2 separate regions of the Mus musculus genome follow, and region 2 is linked to region 1. A link is a loop called in an ENCODE intact Hi-C map of the cell type or tissue named here. Cell type or tissue: heart. All regions are shown on one strand. Links, peaks and the distances in the headings refer to the core of each region. The heading gives the core; the rest is flanking DNA.

What was found. Hi-C counts contacts between places; a loop is a spot of excess contacts. Peaks named below come from ENCODE experiments on the same cell type or tissue, not always from the same donor. Only the 100,000 strongest peaks of a DNase experiment are listed, where the experiment ranks them.
Region 2: a loop joins it to region 1, with 2.3 times the contacts of the local background. A loop is called at or near these places in 2 of 42 quality-filtered maps.

The regions. Positions count from the first base shown.
Region 1 is chr14:23,193,817-23,203,984 of GRCm38, reverse strand. No RefSeq gene overlaps it. Among named protein-coding and RNA genes, the nearest start is that of Gm10248, 100 kb to the right of the region's middle. In heart, for the core only: a CTCF peak has its summit at 4,796 (motif pointing left); no DNase peak of the experiment used is centred there.
Region 2 is chr14:23,525,728-23,535,895 of GRCm38, reverse strand. It overlaps Kcnma1 (potassium large conductance calcium-activated channel, subfamily M, alpha member 1), which reads left to right. Exons shown (of 28, transcript NM_001253364.1): 7 at 5,602-5,677; 8 at 7,376-7,546; 9 at 9,080-9,171. Among named protein-coding and RNA genes, the nearest start is that of 5430425E15Rik, 20 kb to the right of the region's middle. In heart, for the core only: a CTCF peak has its summit at 5,946 (motif pointing right); no DNase peak of the experiment used is centred there; H3K27me3 peaks cover 458 bases.

The DNA of each region.
Region 1 (10,168 bases), core at 1,216-9,215:
TTTTGAGGAAAAAAATAATAAAGAGACTCCTTGTACCCTTGGCAGAGCAAGGTTTTCTTGATATGGCACACATACAAATAAAAAATTATCTAATAAAAATGTTAAAATTGATTTCATCCAAATTAATAAAGAAAAAATTTCTCAAATAAAGAAGTCCCATACTGATTAGAAATTTACAAAGCTGGTGTTTATATATTGTGTGTATATATTCAATTTTACAATGAATCCATTGAAGAGCAAATTACTTGAATGGATTCTTCATCAAAGACAGTAAACAACCAAATGAGCTCATGAAAAGATAGTGAGTATTTCTCCAAAATACAAGTGGAATATTTAAACCAGAATTAAACACTCCCACACGCCCAGAAGAGCAGCCGGAATGGAAAGAAGAGCAGTTTTGTGCTGGCAAGGTTATGAAGTGGCATTATCACAGACTCACATAACTGCTTTGAAAAGCACTTGGTGGTTTTTAACACAATTAAGCATACTGTTAACACTCAACCCAGCCTTCCCAATATTGAGCAGTAATTACAGAATATGAAAACATGCCTATCAAAAGACTTGCACACAAATACTCATATCTACTTAATCATCATCACTACAGTCCGGAAACAGAGCAGGGGCATGTGGATAGTTAGTAGATAAACATATTGTGGGCCATCAACTTCAGAAGCTGTACTCAGCTGTGTAGAAGGCATTGAATCAGTGACATGATAAATCCTAAATGCATTCTGTGAAGCTAAAGGGGCCTGATATAGAAACTATTGATTCTGCAATTCCATTGAAATAAAATGCTGGAAGCTACAGCAACAGCTACTAATTTTGTGGTTGTTTTGGCTTGGGTATGGACTGGACTGGTAGCAAAGGAATAAAAGAGGCCTTTATAGGAAAGGATTAAAAGATTCCATTGTGTAATGGAATAATGGTAGATATTAGTCATTTTTATTATAATGGTCTCCCTTCCTTCCTTCCTTCCTTCCTTCCTTCCTTCCATTTTTTCTTTTCTTTCTCTTTCTTTCTTCCTACTTTTCTATCATCTATGTATCTACCTACCTACTATCCAGCAATCCATAGATAGTTCTACCAATATTTTGATGATGATTTTTGATATATAAAATATGCCTTAATGAAGCCAATAATACAAAGCAAATATTTGAACCTCATGTGCTTATTCATGCCTGTAGCACAAACACTCTAGAAGCAAAGACAGGAGAGCTGTGAGTTCAAGGCCAGTCTAGGTCACATAGTCACAGGACAGCCTCTCATTTTATAGTGATACCTTGTCCCAAAAATGTGGGAGCAGGTTGTAGGGGATAAGGTAGCAGAAGGCAAGACTGAAGAAAATTCCAGAAAAATAAAAGTCCAGTTTTTCTTTGGAGGAAAATGCTGAGTGAGGTAACAGACCAGTTATCACGGTTTCATTATAAGAAATCCAAATGTCACTTAGAGGAGACTCCTCTAAATACCTACTTGTGCATTTTGCTTCAGACTAAGATTTTTATTTTCTTTTCCTTTTTAATGTAAACTATTCATTTCTCCTGTACTTCAAAAGATCTTTAGTGAACATTTTTTAAATATGAAAAATGCAATCAAATATTGGTCATTTCATTGTGTCATTCCTGTGAGTAGATAATGCTGTGTGTCTGAAGTCAAACATATGTAGGCCTTTCCTCTTCCTCTTCCTCTTCCATATTTAGTCAGCACTTTCCCCTTGCCTCTGGGACTGAACGCCCTGAGTCTCCAGCCCGGCCACCACCATAGTAAATTTAGACAGGAACCTAGGGAACCAAGGGCAGTGTGAGCCTTCCTCTTAGTTGACCTTAACAGTGGCCTAGGTCTAAAAGCCATCTAGCTATAAAGGGCTGATAAGACAGGAGACATTGCAGACTCAAGATATTTTTAATTATCAGATTTTTGGAAAACCAGAAGTGAGGGAGATCTCTCCCAACCAGCCTCATTAGCTTGCCTTGCATGTCCTGATGGCTTCATTACCAACACAGTCACATAGAAGTATTTAAAAGTTTGCTGCTGTTGGGAAAATCTTTAGCCCCCAGCTTTTATGGCTTTTCCATCTTCTGTAACTGTCATCTCCAGCATTTGCAGCCCTCCTGAAGAGAGAGGAGAAAATATGTGGTGTACATAATCTATGATGGCTGAACCCTCTCTCCATCACTCATAGGTATGAAGGAGAATGAGAGTATGAGTTATCCTCACCTCTTCATTCACAGAGATAAAAACATAGAAATGTCAGCCCAGCACTTAAGCAAGACATACATGCTAAGCAAGGTGGAGAACAGTAAATTGCCCCAGGATCTTCTTTTACTCTTTCAACAATAAAATGCTAAGCTTGAAGGAGGCAACATAAGTTGAAATAGAACTACTTTTTTTTTTTTTTACCAAATTACTCTTTATATTGGTTGGTATATACAAAATGTTTGACATTGTTGGAGTGTCCAATAACCATGGGGACCACAGAGAAGAGCCGAATGTATATGCAATGGGTAGCTTCATGGCATCTATCTAGTTCAAGGATGTTTATGGTGTAAGATTGCAAACCATCCAAGAAACAATTCTACAAATTATATGACTTTGAGTCTGTCCTTCACCTTAATTTACTCAGTACCGAGGCAGGTTTTACAGTCCTACCCATGTTATTGTCTATGCACTCTGCCTTTTCTTGGGTCAGAGCTTACTGTCACCTGTGTGGGTATCTGTAAACCACACCAAATGCAAACGATTTCAGTGAAGAGAAGGCTTCTCTCATCAAAGTTCACCTTTACTAACTTGGAGTCTCATAGGAGTTTGTGATGCTACCATATTAAAATTCCCATGTTAGAGCAATCCCACAATATTTATTGCTTGGCATATTCTTCTCTAACTTTTCACAGAATAATCTTATAATATTCTGAAGCTAAATTAAGTCTCTTGTATGCATCAGCCCTCTCACAGGTTATTCTTGCAAAGCAGCACAGGATACTATATGAGGCTAGCTGCTTGTGTGGACTCTTGTTCATGGTGAGGCCATCTTTCATACTTATGGAGTGTTGGATCCATACAGGAACCTTAAAGACTGTTAAGATGATTAAAAGCTGCATTTAGTAGTTGCTCTAGTAGCATCTTGACAAACATTTTCATTTTATATCTCTCAAGCAAGCCCATAAAACAGCATGATCTAAAAATTCTTAACAAATATATTAATAAAAAATTTAAAGATGCACCGATTGCTGGTGCTGTTTTGAGTTAATTACACAGTGCTGTTGCCTCGTGTACACCTTAATTAGATTAAATATTGATCAGCACACTTGCCATTGATATTTAATTAGCACACAACAACTGTCTTGTTATATCTGGATGTAGCTTTAAATTAACTTAAAAGTCTAACCTGAAATGAAAAGTAATGGAATGATATAGAATATATAAAAAGGGTTGGGAAACTCAGCTCAAGAATTAAAGAAGTGGAAAAATGAAGGTTCATCTATTTTAAGGTCTTAGGGCAGTGGTTCTCAACCTGTTGGTGAAGACTCACGGAGACCATCTGCATATCAGATACTTACATCACGAATCACAATGGTAGCAAACTTACAGTTATGAAGTAACGACAGAAATAATGGTATGGTTGAGGGGTCACCAAAGCATGAGGAACTGTATGATGAGGAAGCGTGAGAGCTACCGGTGTAAAGTAATTAGAGAAAGAATAACAAACCACGGTAATTTCCACATGTAGTCTTTTGCTTGTAATTCTGCTGTGCTATGTTCATCTATCACTCTGTATTAAGGACAGCATTATGAAATATTGCACTATTCCCAAGGAGTATTGTCTTTGTTTATTTCCGAAAGAACTGGGGTTTTAAACGGCATCATGGCGTTCCTAGCCTGTGATTAAGGCTGTTTATTTTCTGGCTGATGAGCTGAGGCCCATTTCACTGGGGAGATGCTGTAATTTTCCCATGATCTGGAAAATAATTCATAGCACTTTTATGTTGTCATTAACTGTCACATCTCTTGAGTTAAATATGAGTCCTGTCATTGGGAAGTCAGAAAGTGGCTCCTAAATTTCTCAATTTCATTAGCAATTGATTCAAATCATTTCCTGAAAATCGTCTGAATTGACATGAATTGCAGTGGTCCCTCAGCTCCGTGATTAATTAACCAAGCCATCAGGCTCACATTAACCTATTTATCAATCTTACGATTTCCTGCTTTTCAGAAAAAAATTAAAAAGCACTCTCATGATATTTTATGAGTTTTGAGAAAAATTAAAATGGGGCTAGGAAAAAATAAAAAGGCGATCTGTCCTTCTTAATCCAGAAGCGCCATGTTACTAAATCCTATAAGCCCAGATGGGGCACAAAGAGGCAGAGTCAATTCATTTTTGCAAGTCCTAACTCCTTTAGGAAGCTGAGCTGATAAATGAATAAAGTAATCTATTGCTTTTCTAGTACCTTAAAAATTGCGTTAGTTCGCACACACAAAAATACACACACACACAAACAAACACACACATTATGTTTTGTTACTGTTAGCATCCATTACCCAAGTTTAAAAGTTATCTATTGACTTCAATTAAGAAACAAGCTTATGGGGCTCAGGAATGGCTCAATTAAGTGCTGGCTATGCAAGCAAGAGGACCTGAGTTCCGATCCCCATAACTTACTTTAAAAAGTAAGAAATTAAAGCAGAGTATGGTGGCTGAGAGGAGGCAGCAGAGGGGTCCCTGGGGATTGCTAGCTACATCAGTAAACTCCAGGTTGAGAAAGTCTGACTCAGATGATGGAGATGGAGTTTGGATGACACCTGCTGTCAATCTCTGACTGCACATGTACATACACCTATACGCATGTGTCCACACATACACACATGCACAAACTTATTTGTAGGACTTCAGAGGCTCAAAAGAAAAATTACAATTGGCATCCTGGGGGCCACATAGATTACTGTCTTGCTATTTGCATTTGAAATACTATTTTCAATTAAAGACCATGTTGTGTGGACCTCTTTTGAGCTATTATTTATAACAAGGACCCCCAGTCAATTGCTTCAACCAGGAATGCCAGTATCAAGGCCTTCCAAGCTTGGGCCACACCGAAAGCCATTTGTTAGCTGAGAAAAGAACCAGCAAAGCGCCAAGCTGTTTACTTCTCTGAGTTCTCTCAGACATTGCTAGATTCAATTAATAATTGGTTCTTTTCCAAATAAATGAGTAGCCAACTGAACTCAGCCCCCTCTCTATGCAAAAAAAAAAAAAAAAAAAAAAAATCGCTCTGTGTATAACTACAAAATGAACTATTCATTCATCACAAATTCCCCTGTTATTATTTGCAGCAAGCTGGGGTTTCTCTTTTAAAACTGACTGCCAGGCCTCCTCTGGTGATGGATAACAGTTTGTGCCACACAGAAGCAGCCACACATGAGGGATTAGAGGAGACCCAGGATTTGGTAAATCTCTTCCCTCCACTCTCTGCCTGTGGTGTCCTGAGAGGAACAAGAGTCTGAGGACCTGGGGTCCTAACTGACCTCATCATTTTCATAGCTTCCTCTGGTCAGCCATCGGGCTCAGGGAGATGAAGAGAATTGAACTGTTTTCTCTGAGGCTTCTCATTTTCAGAGAAATGTGTGGCTGGTTTTCCTCACACTGTACTGTACAGATGAAGCCTTGTCTAGGCTGAGAGAGGACCACAGAGAAGTCACCCCAAGAGTAGTTTCCTGAGAACCTGTGTGAAGTTCTCCCTCTCCTTGAATAGCCACAGAAGGACTCCTTAGTGAGGAGAACAAGAGTCTGGTCCTTGAAGTCACTGTAGATCACTGTACCTCTGAGGTGGACCTGCCATGTACCTCTGTGCATAGTAAACACCCCAAGGAAGCCAACTTCCTGGAAACAATAGTGTTTTTCAATTCTTATTCTTAAATTTTTACATTAGTAGGTAATAATTACAGGGCTGGATAGATGGCTCAGTGGTTAAGAGCACTGATTGATCTTCCAAAATCTGACACCCTCATACAGACAGACATATGCAGACAAAACACTAATGCACATAAAATAAAAGTAAAATTGAAAAAATAATTGCATGTATTTTGTGGGATGGTGAGATTTTTTTGAGCATACACATGAATAAATAATTCAAACTCAGTAACGTATCCATCACCTCATATACAAAAGAACCTAAAAACAAGTTCTATGAGGGCTAGGTTGGTGGCATAGTGTGTAAAGCATCAGCTGTGCAAGTATGAAGACTTGTGTTTGAATGCCCAGTATCCATAGCATGTGCTTGTAGCCATACAGATGGGGACAGGGACGGGCAGAATCCAGGGACTTGCTGGTCAGCCAGTATTGCCAAACCAGGGATCTTTAGCTACAGTCCAAGATCCTGTCTCAAAAATACTACAGAGATCCATATAGAAAAACACTTGACATTGACCTCTGGTGTCCATACACACAGGCATGGATGAATATACTGGCATACATAAGTGTGCATAGTCTCCAAAGAAGTTCTCTCACATCGTGCATATGAGAATCAGGGGACATTCTTAAGCTCACTTCATAATCTGAAACTTATGTTCTATTATGGGATTCCTCCCCCTGCGCGCGCACACACACACACACACACACACACACTTATTTTTCACTTCCCTTGTCACCTTATGCACAGCAAAACTGTATCTTTTTTTTTTTAACTTAAAGAGTTCGTTTTGTATGACCATTTAAACCCTGACAGGACTCACCGTCATCACCTTATTTCAATGCCTCCTCTCTCTCTCTCTCTCTCTCTCTCTCTCTCTCTCTCTCTCTCTCTCCAGCTCTCACTCTAGTGCTCTCTCTTTTCCATATAACTTCAAGTAACAGAGAAGCCCAGGTCTCCCTGAACCTCTCTGCTGTGCTTGCAGTCATCATTTTAATCTGTATAGTGCTAGAGTCTCACCCTGTGGAAAGACAAAGTCTTATCCCGAGGAAAAATAACCACAGGAGAGATGCATTATAAGTACCAAAAATGAACGACCTAAGTCTGTGCTACAGCTTTGGCACATTGCCGAGAGATACCTCCAATTATATTACTAAAGAGAAAGAAAGATCCCTTTCCCATAGATTATCTCCTATCCCCACTCTTTTGCTATAAAGCATCGTTATCCCCAGCCCTTTCTTGAATCTGCCAGGCTTTCAAGATCCTGGGCTAGCACCGTGAGGATGGAAAGGGATTGCATTTGCAAATGTCAGCCCCCATCATCCATCTCCCCTCATTCCAACAATACACATTCGAGGTTCAGCAATCACAGTTATATATTTTTCCTTAATGTTGTTGTAAGGTAATGGTTCTCTTATCTGAAATTCATCAGCCTGCTATAAATTTAAACTCCATTACTGCCAATAGAGAGAAGCTAAGCAGCAAACCACTTTCAATAAATTTGCACTTATGCAATTGAACTGTTATGGCCTCCTAGGAGAAGGTGAAACTCGTCCTGAGATATTTAAGTTAGTCTGAGTCACTGCTTCCTCTGGTGTTAAATTGGATCCACCGAGAGATGCTGGGCAGCACTTGTCAGTCCTGAGTTATAAGGAGAAATTTCAACTCCCCCAGCACCTCCCCACCCCCATTCTGTCTCCAGCATTCCTTATTAGATGGCATAATGACAAGGAACCACTGCATTGCTCTGTGACTTGGCACAACTAAATCCTACAAATGGAAACCCTGATGGATGGATACTTTTATGAATGATGTTAATGAGGATCAGAGCAGCCCACACTCTGGGGATCCCTCATGTCCATTTATAAAGCTGTAAGTGAGGGCATGTATACACTCAAAGCCAAAGAATAATCACTAACATGTACATGGGATGTCATCCATGCGGCAAGAATACGGCTTTTGGGTGTGCAGCTATCCTGGCTACATTTGCTTACCTTCTTTTATTTCTGATGGGGAAAATGAAGTTCTGGGAGTAAAATGTCAGGGTGTGTGGCAACTATGCCTTGGTATCAGTCCTCCTGGCCTGTGGTTTTGGTAAGTGAAAACACATCTAATTCAGTAGCCTTCAGAAGAGAGCTAAGAAGATTGGTTGTTGAAACAGAGTTCCTTAATGTCAGGGGATGGCTGTCGGCAAAATGCTTGCCTTGCAAGTATGAGGGCCCAAGTTTGGTTCCCAGAATTGTTTCTTTGTTTGCTCATTTGTTTTAATAAACAAGCTCCAGGTGTGGTGTCATATACACTTGCACCGGCGTTAGGGAGTAAGGATTAGGGAGATAAGAGTTTCCTGGAGCTAACTGACCATCAAGCCTTGCTTATTTGGCAAGATCTGAGTTGGTAAGAAAGCCTATCTCAGAGAATAAAAGAAAACAAAACAATAAAACAGCAAGGTGTCTGAGAAACAATAGCCAAGGTTGTCCTCTGGCCTCCACATTCACATACATACCTGGTCATATACCTGCACATTCACCTGTACAGACACATGAATCTATGTATTAACACATACATAGGCACCCCAACATACACAGAGAGAGAGAGAGAGAGAGAGAGAGAGAGAGAGAGAACCTTTAATTGAGCTGAAAGGAGAGAATGGGGAATGAGCTATAGCTATGGATAGTCACTGCTGGAGTCTCAGCTGGAGTCTCTAGAGGCCACTCATCTTAGGCATTCCAGCTTGGAAGCGAAGGGAGCTGGCCAATTAGACTTGATGGTTTGCAAGCTGGGGACAGGGTGAGCGACCAACAACTAAGCTATTAAGGAGAAGGTTTGGAGATGCAGAAATTTAAGATGAGGTCTGTTTATGGTTGAGAAAATTCTCACATCTCTCTATATACTTGGCATGGGAACTTTATCTCCCTGGGCATAATGAGCATGCTACAGGTTTCAGGAGTTTAGTTGTCACATATAAGCACATGAACACATGCACACATGCACACACATTTGCCTCTCCAAGCTGTATTTTTGCCCTTCAGCCTTGATACCCATGCTAAGGCCAGAACTAGCATTGCCTACCAGTCACAAGAACTCAACAGCGTTTGTAGTTAATTGGATGATATACATTATTCATGAGCCTCAAATCTATGATGCTTTTGGCATTTGTTGTTGGGGTGTGTGTACGAAATAAGGCCTTAGTTTTCTTGGTACAAAACATTCCTTATTTAAACTGCATTTTACAATTCACTTTTCAAAGTGAGAAAATTAGAAATGCTTTTAAGCGAAGTTAGGGACTACAAAGTAGACAGGAAACAAGCAGCAGAGACCATATGGACGAAGCAGTAAGGGGTGAGAGTTTCCACGCTCTGGGTATAGCTGTGAAAGATGAGGCCTATAAAAGAAACAAGCATGTTGATAATGACAAATAATTTTATACATATATAATTCTATATTCATATTATTTCTACTATATATATATGAATACAGGTTATATTGATCAATACTTTATAAATCTATACATCTATCTCCTCAAAAATTTATTTCAAATCACTGAGTTTAGGGATTTTTTCACCCCATCTCATACTTATATATTCTAAAAGGCATCACTGAAGGATAAAAGAAACTGACTTTGGTGCTTATATGATGTCCATTTTCTTTTCATTTAGTATAAACATATCAGACTCATTTGCAGACTTCATGTTGAACTCCACACTTTCCTATCCACCATGTATTTAGATTTCTCAGATGAAGGTTATGTAAAGAAATCACTTTCTTTAAGAAGTGAGGAAGTTAAGGCATAAGGACAACTCGAGCCCCCTCTGTTTCAGTGGGAGAGAGATCAAGAAGTTGGGATTTAGTGTATGTACTACTCTGACGGTATCATCACTCATTGCTGGGGAGACACATTTGTTTTGAACTGAAACAAGCATGAGCCCAAACACCATCAAGTCTGGGATCATGGGTAAGTTTCTTGGTTGTTACGTTTCAATTCTTTATTGGGCACAAGCTCCTGCTGCTAAGTCTGATGAGCTGATTTCTTTATCCAGGACCCACGTGGTTAAAGAAATATCTGGCACTCACAACTTGTCCTCATACCTCCACACACTTACACACACATATATGCCTGTATACACAAATATGTATCTGCACACACATATACCTACAAACACATACACACATATGCTCGCTCTCTCTCTCTCTCTCTCTCTCACACACACACACACACACACACACACTCACACTAAGTAAATAATGTAGTTGATTTCTTCCTATGTTTGTTT
Region 2 (10,168 bases), core at 1,538-9,537, 330 kb before region 1:
AGAAAGTTCAAGGCCAGGCATACCTTGTAAAGCTATTCCCCACTTTACTTCTGATAGACTGTCTTGACTTTCCTTAGAAAGTTCAAGACCAGACTTACCTTGTAAAGCTGTACTCACTGGTACTCCTGTTCCCCAGCTGAAAAGTTCTGAATTCACGCAGTTGAATCCTTCTCAACAGTCTGTGATGCGGGAACACTTTATTACCGCCGTTTCCCAGCTGAAGAGTTCTGAATTCACGCAGTTGAATCCTTCTCAACAGTCTGTTTTACGGGAACCTTCGTTACCATGACCCGCAGTTCTGGTTCCGTAATGAGGGATCTTCCTTGCGCCGGTGATGGTTAACTCCCGTCCCGAGTTTTCTTGTATTTTCTCGTCCCGGGTTTCTTCTTCCCGGCTTTTCTCGTCCCGGATTTTCTCGTCCCGGATTTTCTCGTCCCGGGTTCTCGTCCCGGATTTTCTCGTCCCGGATTTCGGCACCAACTCTTAAACGCGTTCTCACGACCGGCCAGGAAGAACACAACAAACCAGAATCTTCTGCGGCAAAACTTTATTGCTTACATCTTCAGGAGCCAGGAGCGCAAGCCCCAAGCCCCAAAAACGAAAGCCCCCCGCTTACATCTTTAGGAGCCAGAGCGCCAGAGCGTCAGAGCGCCAGAGCGCAGAGCAAGAGAGAGAATGGCGGAAACCCCATCCCCTTTTAAGGAGAATTATTCTTTGCCTAGGACGCATCACTCCCTGATTGGCTGCAGCCCATGGCCGAGTTGACGTCACGGGAAAGGCAGAGTACATGCAGTGGTAAAATACCCTTGGCACATGCGCAGATTATTTGTTTACCACTTAGAACACAGGATGTCAGCGCCATCTTGTGACGGCGAATGTGGGGGCGGCTCCCAACAGATTTTGATTCATTTTGTATCACAAAGTTCATTAATCTCAGTGTGACCTGGTCCAGTCAATGCTTTAAATTGGGACACTTCTTAGCTACCTAGCAAATGTTGCAAGGAAAAGATAAAAATGGCTGTTGGCTCCTGGCTGTGCCCTCAACCAGAAGCAAGGTAGCAGTCAGCAAGAGGGCAGAATTTGTGCTTTCTTGTGCAAAGTGGCTGGCATTTTCAAGGTTCACCAGGACATGTTCTATTTTCTGTAAGGGCAGAGATGAACCCTTGGCAGCTTTGGCTTTACTGATATAATTTTCGAAATCAGACTCTCTCCCAGCACCTAGGGGTCCTGGGAAAGGTCACTGATCAGTCAGACTATCGCTTGCCTATTGATGAATCACTCTGTCCACCCATATCAATGACTGGAGTTCAGTGTTAGTCAGACTGTGCCAAAATTCCTGAGAAAACAACATAAGCAAGGAAAATTATTTGAGCTCAGAGTTTCAGAGGTTTCTGACCCATGGTTGGCTAGCCTTGTTGCTCCTGCCTGGTGGCAAAGTGGAGTGTCCTGAGAAAGCAAAGTTGGTCACCTCATAGCTACCTAGAGAGAGGGAAAATAAGTAGAAAATGGGAGAAGACATCAGAGACAAGATGTAGCCACCAGGAATACATGGCTTCTAATATTTCTAACCTACTTCCTCCATCTAAGCCCCATTTCCTAAAGTTTTCAGACTCTCCCAAAATAGTATCACCAGGTGAGGAACAAGTCCTCTTAACCTATGAGCCCTTGGGAAACATGTCCTCCTGTGGTGGTTTGAATAAGAATGGATTCTAGAGGCTCATGTATTTGAATACTTGTTTCTAGTTTGGTAGAACTGTTTGGGAGGGATTGAGAGGTGGGGCCTTGTTGAAGGAGGTGTGTTACTTTGAAGTGTCAAAGGCCACACCAGTCCCTTCCCCTTGCCTAGTGATAAGGATGGATCCTCCCAGCTTTTGCTCTAGGGCCATACCTGCATATCTGCTGCCATGCTCCCAGACATAATGGCTATGGACTTGCCCCAATAAATGCTTTTTTTCTATCAATTGCTTTAGTCCTGGTATCTTATGATAGCAACAGAAAAGTAACTAAGACATATACCAAACCAGAACAGCCACGGAGAATTCATGTATGGGAATTCACAAGTTTCCATAAAAACACAGAAATGACACTTACAAAAAGAGGGGGCAGGTTTTCATGATCGGATCACAATCTCTCCTTCAAAGCAAGGAGCTAGACTCTGCATGGTCAGTGCCACTCTAACTACTGATAATTTCATGTTTGATTCAAGCCTTTGGGCTTGGCCAGGAAGGCTGCAGATAGCCATCTCCAATGACTCTTTTTGCCACAAATACTCAATGTCTTCTGCTGGCAACCCCTCCCTCCTTTGAAGCAGTCATCTTCCAGATGTCAAAGTCCACATCCCAGCGGACAGAGAACACCCATCATTGGGGTTAATCTTGCAGGTTTTCTACATAGCTTTCAGATATTAACTTGGTCATAGGGTTCAGCTTGGAAGTCCACTTCCTCGTGCGAACAATCTGTGATGTTGCTGATGTCATACAATTAATCAGATTTCCACAACAAACCTGGTCTGTCTCAGCAGTGGTGATTAAATGTTCTGCACTCAGCAAGAGCTCCCTTAAGCACCATTAATGTCCCAGTGACAATCATTTAGAGATTAATAATCACCATATTTAGGCCATTTCCCCAAAGCACCAAGAGACGTCAGTAGATTTAATATCTTGAAAAGACTCTGCATGGTTTTTGATGGTGCAGTGCTTTCGCAGGCCCTGAGGATCTGGGAGTCTGTAAGTGACTCAATTAGGTGTTGAATTCTCCCCTGGAAATAGAGAGCAGCACATGCCTCTCCTCTCTCTGCCATAGGCTACCTGCTCTCCCTACTACTTGCTTCTCTTCAATATCAGATCACGTCTTAGGGGGCTCGAAAGGGAGAGACAGGGGAATGGGCTGCTCTGCTTTGATTTTCCATTGAGAAATTTGCCTGGAGCAAGGTTTAGTGGTAACATAGCTGATGAGACAGGGTAAGCCTCAAACTTCTGTTTTTTCAGTTGGCAATTCCATTCTCTGTCAGAGAACTTCGCTTGATATGAGGTGAAGCACAGAGTGACTCATTGAGATGTCTGGAAAAGGCTTGAAGGTCAGGAGTTAGCACAAGCAGCCTTGTGCTTGGGAGTGCTAGCTTCATACCACAGCATCCAGAGCCCTGGAGCTAACCGTATCAGGTCACAAAGTGGGCGGATATGGCCAATTCGTATGTTCTCTGAGAACATTCTAGATGTGAGCCATTTCAATTGTGTCTAGGCAAGTGGCAGAGTGACTGGGTCCCAGAGGGAGTGACAGACTTTTGGCATATCTGCACTCAGGCTGTCAGCTTCCCTCCTTAAGATTCTGCTCCTCTCTTCATCTCTTTTGGGTTTGTTCTCTGGAGGTCTTCTCAAGGATTGTATCTGAGATGGATTAGAACTCTCTTCCACAAAGTTCCTGAAAACTCTGGCAGGCTTCTCTGTTGGCTGATGTTGATGTTGGCTGAATTCCACTGGATTATTTAGTAAAGGAAGTCCTTGGTGGACACCTTGGTCTCCCATGTCAGTAGCTGTGGGGAGATTGGTCGTTAGGAAGTGATGATGGGCAAACTACAGGGTAAGGGAAAAGAGGATCCCTGAGGCTTCCTATAGTGTGTTCCCAAGCTACTTAGATGAGGCCTGCCACTTGTAGCTGTGATTCCCAGGCAAGCTATCTACACCCCCTAATGCTCGGTTTCCTCAATAGTGAGTGACAGTGGTGTTCTCACCTACCACCTGCATTAGCAGAAAGAGTGAAGAGGGGGAGGACGCAAGCAAATACTTAGTACATCAAAAAGCCCCAGCAGTCCTCAGGGACCACAAATGGTGGGTGATCCTGGCGAGGACCAAGATGCCCAGGATGGACAGTCTGCTGTTTTGCTGGCATATGGTTTCCAACCCCGAGGATGTCATCCCACACACCTCAAAAGGCTAGTTTCACCCACAACTTTGGAAGTGTTTACTCATTCTTGTCCTGAACTGTCAGAATCAATGCCAGGCAAACCGGGAACTTGGATTCCTCTCTTCAGTTATATAAATACAAGCAGAGAAAGCTCCATTCCTCATGCTCCACCCAGGAAACATGATCGCAGCCTTTGTTAGGAGGCCTCCCTTACGAATTCCCCAGGCTGAGCAACAACAGCCTCCATCCTGCCCTTTTAGCGGTATGCTCAGGATCCAAAAGCTAGCAGCCATCAATGCCACTGACATGACACTGTGGCTGTGCAGTAATAGATCTGAAAGTGGCTGAAATGGCCACATTTCCATCTCCAACTGTGGGGCCTACTGAACTAAACTTGTCAGTTTCCCAGTTCCCCCAGATGATCTTGAAGGATCCTATGAGAAATTAGTCAGTATACATCAAACATCAGCATGATGGTGTGTGGGTGCACTGCGTACATACTGTGAAAGTCTCAGATGTCACCATTGTTAACCTTCTAAGCCATTAGAAAGTAGATAATATATTACCCAAGAGAAAGAAATAGGCAGAAAGAGGGCAGTGTTACCATAGATGGATTACCCAAAGAGAAGGATTAGCTTCTGCGGGGGTTGTGTCTTAGGGTTTCTGTTGCTGTGAAGAGATATTCTGACGGCAGTAACCCTTATAGAGGAAAACATTTAATTGGGGCTGCCTTAAAGTTCAGACGTTCAGTCCATTATCATCATGGTGGGAAGCATGGCAGCCTGCGGGCAGATGTGGTGCTGGTGAATGGGCTGAGAGTTGTACGTCTTGATCCACAGGCAGTAGAAGTGACTGTGTACCACACTGGGCATAGCTGGAGCATATGAGATCTCAAAGCTCACCCCTACAGCGGCACACTTTCTCCAACAAAACCACACCCACTTCAACAAGGCCACACCTCCTAATAGTGCTTCCTCTGGGCCAAGCATTCAAACACATGAATGTATGGGGGCCATACCTATTCAAAGCACCACAGGCTGCATAGGGCCGGGAATGGGAGAACAGGAGGTGGGAGACAGAGTTCTTTTCTGCAAGATGAACGTGATGGAAACACCATTAAATATAACTTCAGGACAACTGGCATTTAAATTGGGATTGTATGCTAGATCGCATTGCTGAATTCAGTTCGTTTTCTGATATACAGATGTGTCCAGATTCTACTGCATGGTGTCTGCTCTTCGGAGCAGAATGCCGCGGTGATTAGAGGTTGGGCGGTGATGTCCACAACACAATGGCTCAAACAAAACAAATACAACCAGAAAGAATTATCACACTGAAGAAAATAAGACATACTTGCAGAGATGATGAAGTCATGGGGAAATGTCAATTTAGGTGAAGGATACACAAATTTTATTTACTCTTCTCTCTGGTTTCTTTTTAATATATATTTGAAGGGTTTTGTTTTAGACAAGTTAAGTTTTAGCAACGTTTGAGGGGTTAATGTAGGGTCTGGCTGTGATTTTCCTACAGACTCTGTTGAGAGCCTCATTCCTGACCAATGTTTCTCCCCTGAGTCAAATTTCCTTATGATGACAGCAGCCTGCTTCTGCCCCAGAAGGGAGACTGTGACACCATCGGGCAGTTCCATACGGGTCTTCTCTCTGTAACTTTGGGACTCTTCTTGTCTCCTTTGTACAGTAACTCCATCAAGCTGGTGAATCTGCTCTCCATATTTATCAGCACGTGGCTGACTGCAGCTGGATTCATCCACTTGGTAAGTAGCTGGCATGGAGCAGGCCCTTGCTAGGCCGTTTTATTACTTAACATTTGTTTTCTTGGAAAGAGACAAGTTTAGCTGTACATACAGGAAAGTGGGACAAGCTACTCAATTTTCAGAATTCCCTACCCTTAACTTCCACCCCTCAAACTGGTTCCAAATAGTGAGTAATGTTCCTAGGACCAACCGACATCTTTCAGCTTCACCTGTATTGCTTCAGGGAGACTTGCCTAGTTTTTCACTCTGTATGCAATAACCTCAGAAGGCCACAAGATGGCAGTGCTTCCACAGCAAACGCCCAGGAAAAGTCTGGCACCTATACTGAAAGTTTGAACTTCAACAGCTCTTTGTAAACAACAAATGCAAATCCTGGGATCTGTCCCTACTTCTCTCGCACAAAAAAGCTGCTTTTGACTGTCTTGCTAGATGACTTCTCAAGTCGTTTCAAAACCCCCAAATGGTTTTGTTTTTGTTTTTTTGTTTTTAAAAACTAATGACTCTTTGAATGCTATTACCAAGTCAAACCTTTCCTACCTCCCCAAGGCAGAGTTCTCTAGCCTGCTTTCAGAGAGAATAGTTACTATGAAATGTACATTTCATCTGCACATAAACTGTTACAATCAGAAGAAGCCCCCACCAGACTATAAAACTTAGCATAAGTGACTTTGTTTCCATCTGCTAAACAAGATAATTGTGGATTTTGCAAGAGTCCTATACATATTTTAATTATGTGTATGCCTGTGTTTTACTGTAGGGATATGTGCACATGTGTGGATGTACCCCTGGAGGGAAGCAGAGGGCTTTAGGCTCTCTAGAAGTGAATGCTGGAAATTGAATTCCAGTCCTTCTGCAAGAACAATGGTTCCTAACCATTGAGCCACGTCTCCAGTCCCTGTGTAACTAGTCAACCTTCACCTTTTATCATTCAGTTCCTTCTGAAGCCAATTGCCAGTTCTGGGCTCAGGTTCCCCAAATCCTGCTGTAGCCCCCACTCTTTGCTCCCTGCTGGGCTTCAGCCAAGCTCACAGAACTGAGCATCTGCGCAGACCTCAGGAACTCTGCAGCACAAGCAGAAACTATTGGCTCAAGGGCCATTTTGAAGACGTCTGCAGCCATTTCTCTGATGGTGTGTGTGTGTGTGTGTGTGTGTGTGTGTGTGTGTGTGCATGTGTCTGCAGTTTCCAAGAGGTCACTTCTCTTGTTTCGGAGGAAATTTCCAAACCTCGGAGCTCAGAATTGCTGGTGGGCTCTGGTGAAGAAAGACAAGCAGTCCCAGAAGCAGAGATGATGCTTTGGATTCAGGCTGTAGATGTGTCCCAAAGATGTTGGGTCTGGTGTTCTTAGTTACACGAATGAAAGGAAAGTCTAGAGTCTCAGCAGGAATCCCCAAGGGACTGGCAGAAGGAAGCATCTAGCACCTGCCTTAAAGAGATGCTGTAAAGTGTATCAAGCATCAGCGATGCGTAGGAAAGCACACCAGCGCTGCTCCTCCTCATCCCTGTCCTGATACCCCCTGGGGTTTCTGGTGAATCATGCCTTAGTGACTAGCAATGAGAATCATCTATTCTGTACTGCGAATATGAAGCGTATGTAAAAAACAACTTTCAGGAGCTCTGGGCATCCTGGTTTGCATATACTGTACATATGAACATCTGATGGCTTTCTTTTCTCTCCCTCCCCCCTCCCTTGCTGTAGGTGGAGAATTCAGGGGACCCATGGGAAAATTTCCAAAACAACCAGGCACTTACGTACTGGGAATGTGTCTACTTACTCATGGTCACAATGTCTACAGTGGGTTATGGGGACGTTTATGCAAAAACCACACTTGGACGCCTCTTCATGGTCTTCTTCATCCTCGGGGGACTGGTAAAAAAAAGCCCTCTTTCTTATTGTATCTATTTTAATGATTATTAATATTTTCCAATGCCCACTTCCTTAGACATAGTATTTTTAATGTGTTTTGCACTGGAAGCAAGTAACTGCCTTAATGCAACCAGGAGAGCTAAATCCAAATACCATAGTGTCTTTGTTGCATATTTCTTTAGTGTTATGCTTATCCCTTAGAACCAGACATATTGTCCTCACTGGGGACAGCCATGTCACTAGGAGCAAACCTAATCGTTTTAAGGGAGGCATGCCATTAATAAATGAGAGTGTCCTTTAGTAATGGAATTCACTATCAGATATTGTAGCTGCTGTTGATTCTGGTAGATGCTGTCCAGACTCTGTAGATAGATGGCGGTTTCAAGAGCTCCCCTCCCCTTAATGTTCCTCCCCAAACTTCCAACAAACACTGTGGCTGGCACCTGCCCCTAAAGAGCAGGGTCCCTTCACTTAGGAAATGTCATTATAGTCAGGACATAACTGTGTCTAAAGCCCGCTCCATTTCTCTCCTTGGAACAAGTTTCACTGGTTCCTATGTAGCAAGAAATCACTGCATTCAATGTAATTCCAGGGAACAGTTGCTTCATTTTCTCTTTCAAAGTAGCTTATAGCGAAGTCTGATTTTTTTTTTTTCTGTGTATGAGGTAAGTGACTGAGATTCTAGTCCACACACAGCTGTGGCGCATGTGCACTGCACACACATTTATATGAAGTGATGCATACATTTCTCTCTGTTTTGTATGCATAGGACATATACATTTTGAAAAATGTATATAAATGTGTGTGTGGGTGGACATTAGCAGCATCCCTGCAGGGTCCCGTAGTTCAGGAGACCCCATTATCCAGCCACAGAACAGACTTTGTTGGGTAAAACATGGCAGCTCCGTGTCTCCTTGCTATCCATCCTTTCCTCTTGTGTGATTTCCAAAGTTGACCTCTTATGCTTTTTAGTCATTTTTAAATGAAAATGTTTATTTTTAAATCTTCTTTTTAGTGTTTAGTATCTTTAGCTACTCATAAAAAATTCTCCTTTGAGTGTTATGTGGAAGGACTTTTTGACAGAAATGTATACATGTGTGTGTAAGTGTGCATGCGTGTACATGCATGTGTACCTGTGTACACATATGTGTATGTATGTGCACATACGTGTGTGTCCATGCATGTGTGTATCCATGAGTGCCTGTCATGAATGTGTGTGTGTGTGTGTGTGTGTGTGTGAATACTTGGCATCATTCTACAAGATGTCAGCTCATTTACGCTTGTCTCCTTTATATTTTTCTTGACTGTGGTTTATTGTTTTCTACTGTCTAGGTCAACTCACGTATGTTTCATTCTGTGTGGTTTCAGGAGCTTTCCCCTTTGTTCTGTTATTGTTGTATAATCCAACACATGAATCCGCACCTTTGCAGGTCTAATCCTTTTGTGTTTTCAGATCTTAGTATCCCCCTTCTGAAAAGGTCACCCTTTCTTTGGCCTGTCTTTTTAGTCTCTCTCTGTCTCCCCTCTTCTCCTCAGGCCATGTTTGCCAGCTACGTCCCTGAAATCATAGAGTTAATAGGAAACCGCAAGAAATACGGGGGCTCCTATAGCGCGGTTAGTGGAAGAAAGTAAGTATGCCAAGAGGTTTTTGTGGCCTCCGCGGCGTAGGGGCCTCTCTGCATGCCATTTCTGTTTGGCTCTTGTTTCTTTGTCTCATGCATGTAGGCAATGTTTGCCCGCTACGTGCCCGAAATTGCTGCTCTCATCCTGAATCGGAATAAATTCGGCGGGACTTTTAACAAACATGGAGGCAGAAAGTAAGTCAGCTGCACCTGAGGACATGTGCTTGAGTGACTTGGAAAGTCCCTGGAGCAGTGGCATTGAATCAAGCCCTTCTCGCTATCCCCCCTTCCTGCTTTTTTTAATGAGGGAGGGTGTGCATTCTGCAGAAGACTGGTTTCAGAGCATGGGAGGTGATTGGACCATCTTGAGGTCTTGTGACCATTTACAGTGTCCAAGAGATAACAGTAAATATATTCAAAGGTGTCCATGTGCACCTGGAACCATATCTTCTGCTCTCATACCTTATCATATTCACCAAGCTCATTTCACGAGCTGGTGATATGATCAAATTCTGGTCTCTGCAACTGAGGTCTCATGACTTCCTGGTAGGTCTGGCATGCACACTAATGGGCTAGAACTCTTTTCCCACTGTCCTTTGTGTCAGGCACAGGCCAAGGCCTGGCCCATCCTCCCTACTGAAAATGCCAGTGGCTGCCAGGAGACCTTGCTGATAAAGGGTTTCATTACACAGTGGAAATGCCTCCTGGGCAGGAAGTATTGCAGTTAGGGTGTCAGGGTGCCACAGGCAATTAGAGATATGGATTTTTGTTTTATTTCTCAAATGTGAAGGTTTTCCTCTTGGGAACTATTCAAGTTTCTGCTCAGGTAACTTTTTCAGCATCAGTATCATCAGTACCAATATCATCAGCACCAGTATCAGAGCGTGAGTCCAGCAGGGACCAGAAGTCTTATTCTGATGTTCATGCTGGAACCTTGGTCTTCTGATCCTCTAGTAGGGCCATCTCAGTGGAGGAGCTAAGGCAGAAGGATGGGATGGTTGCA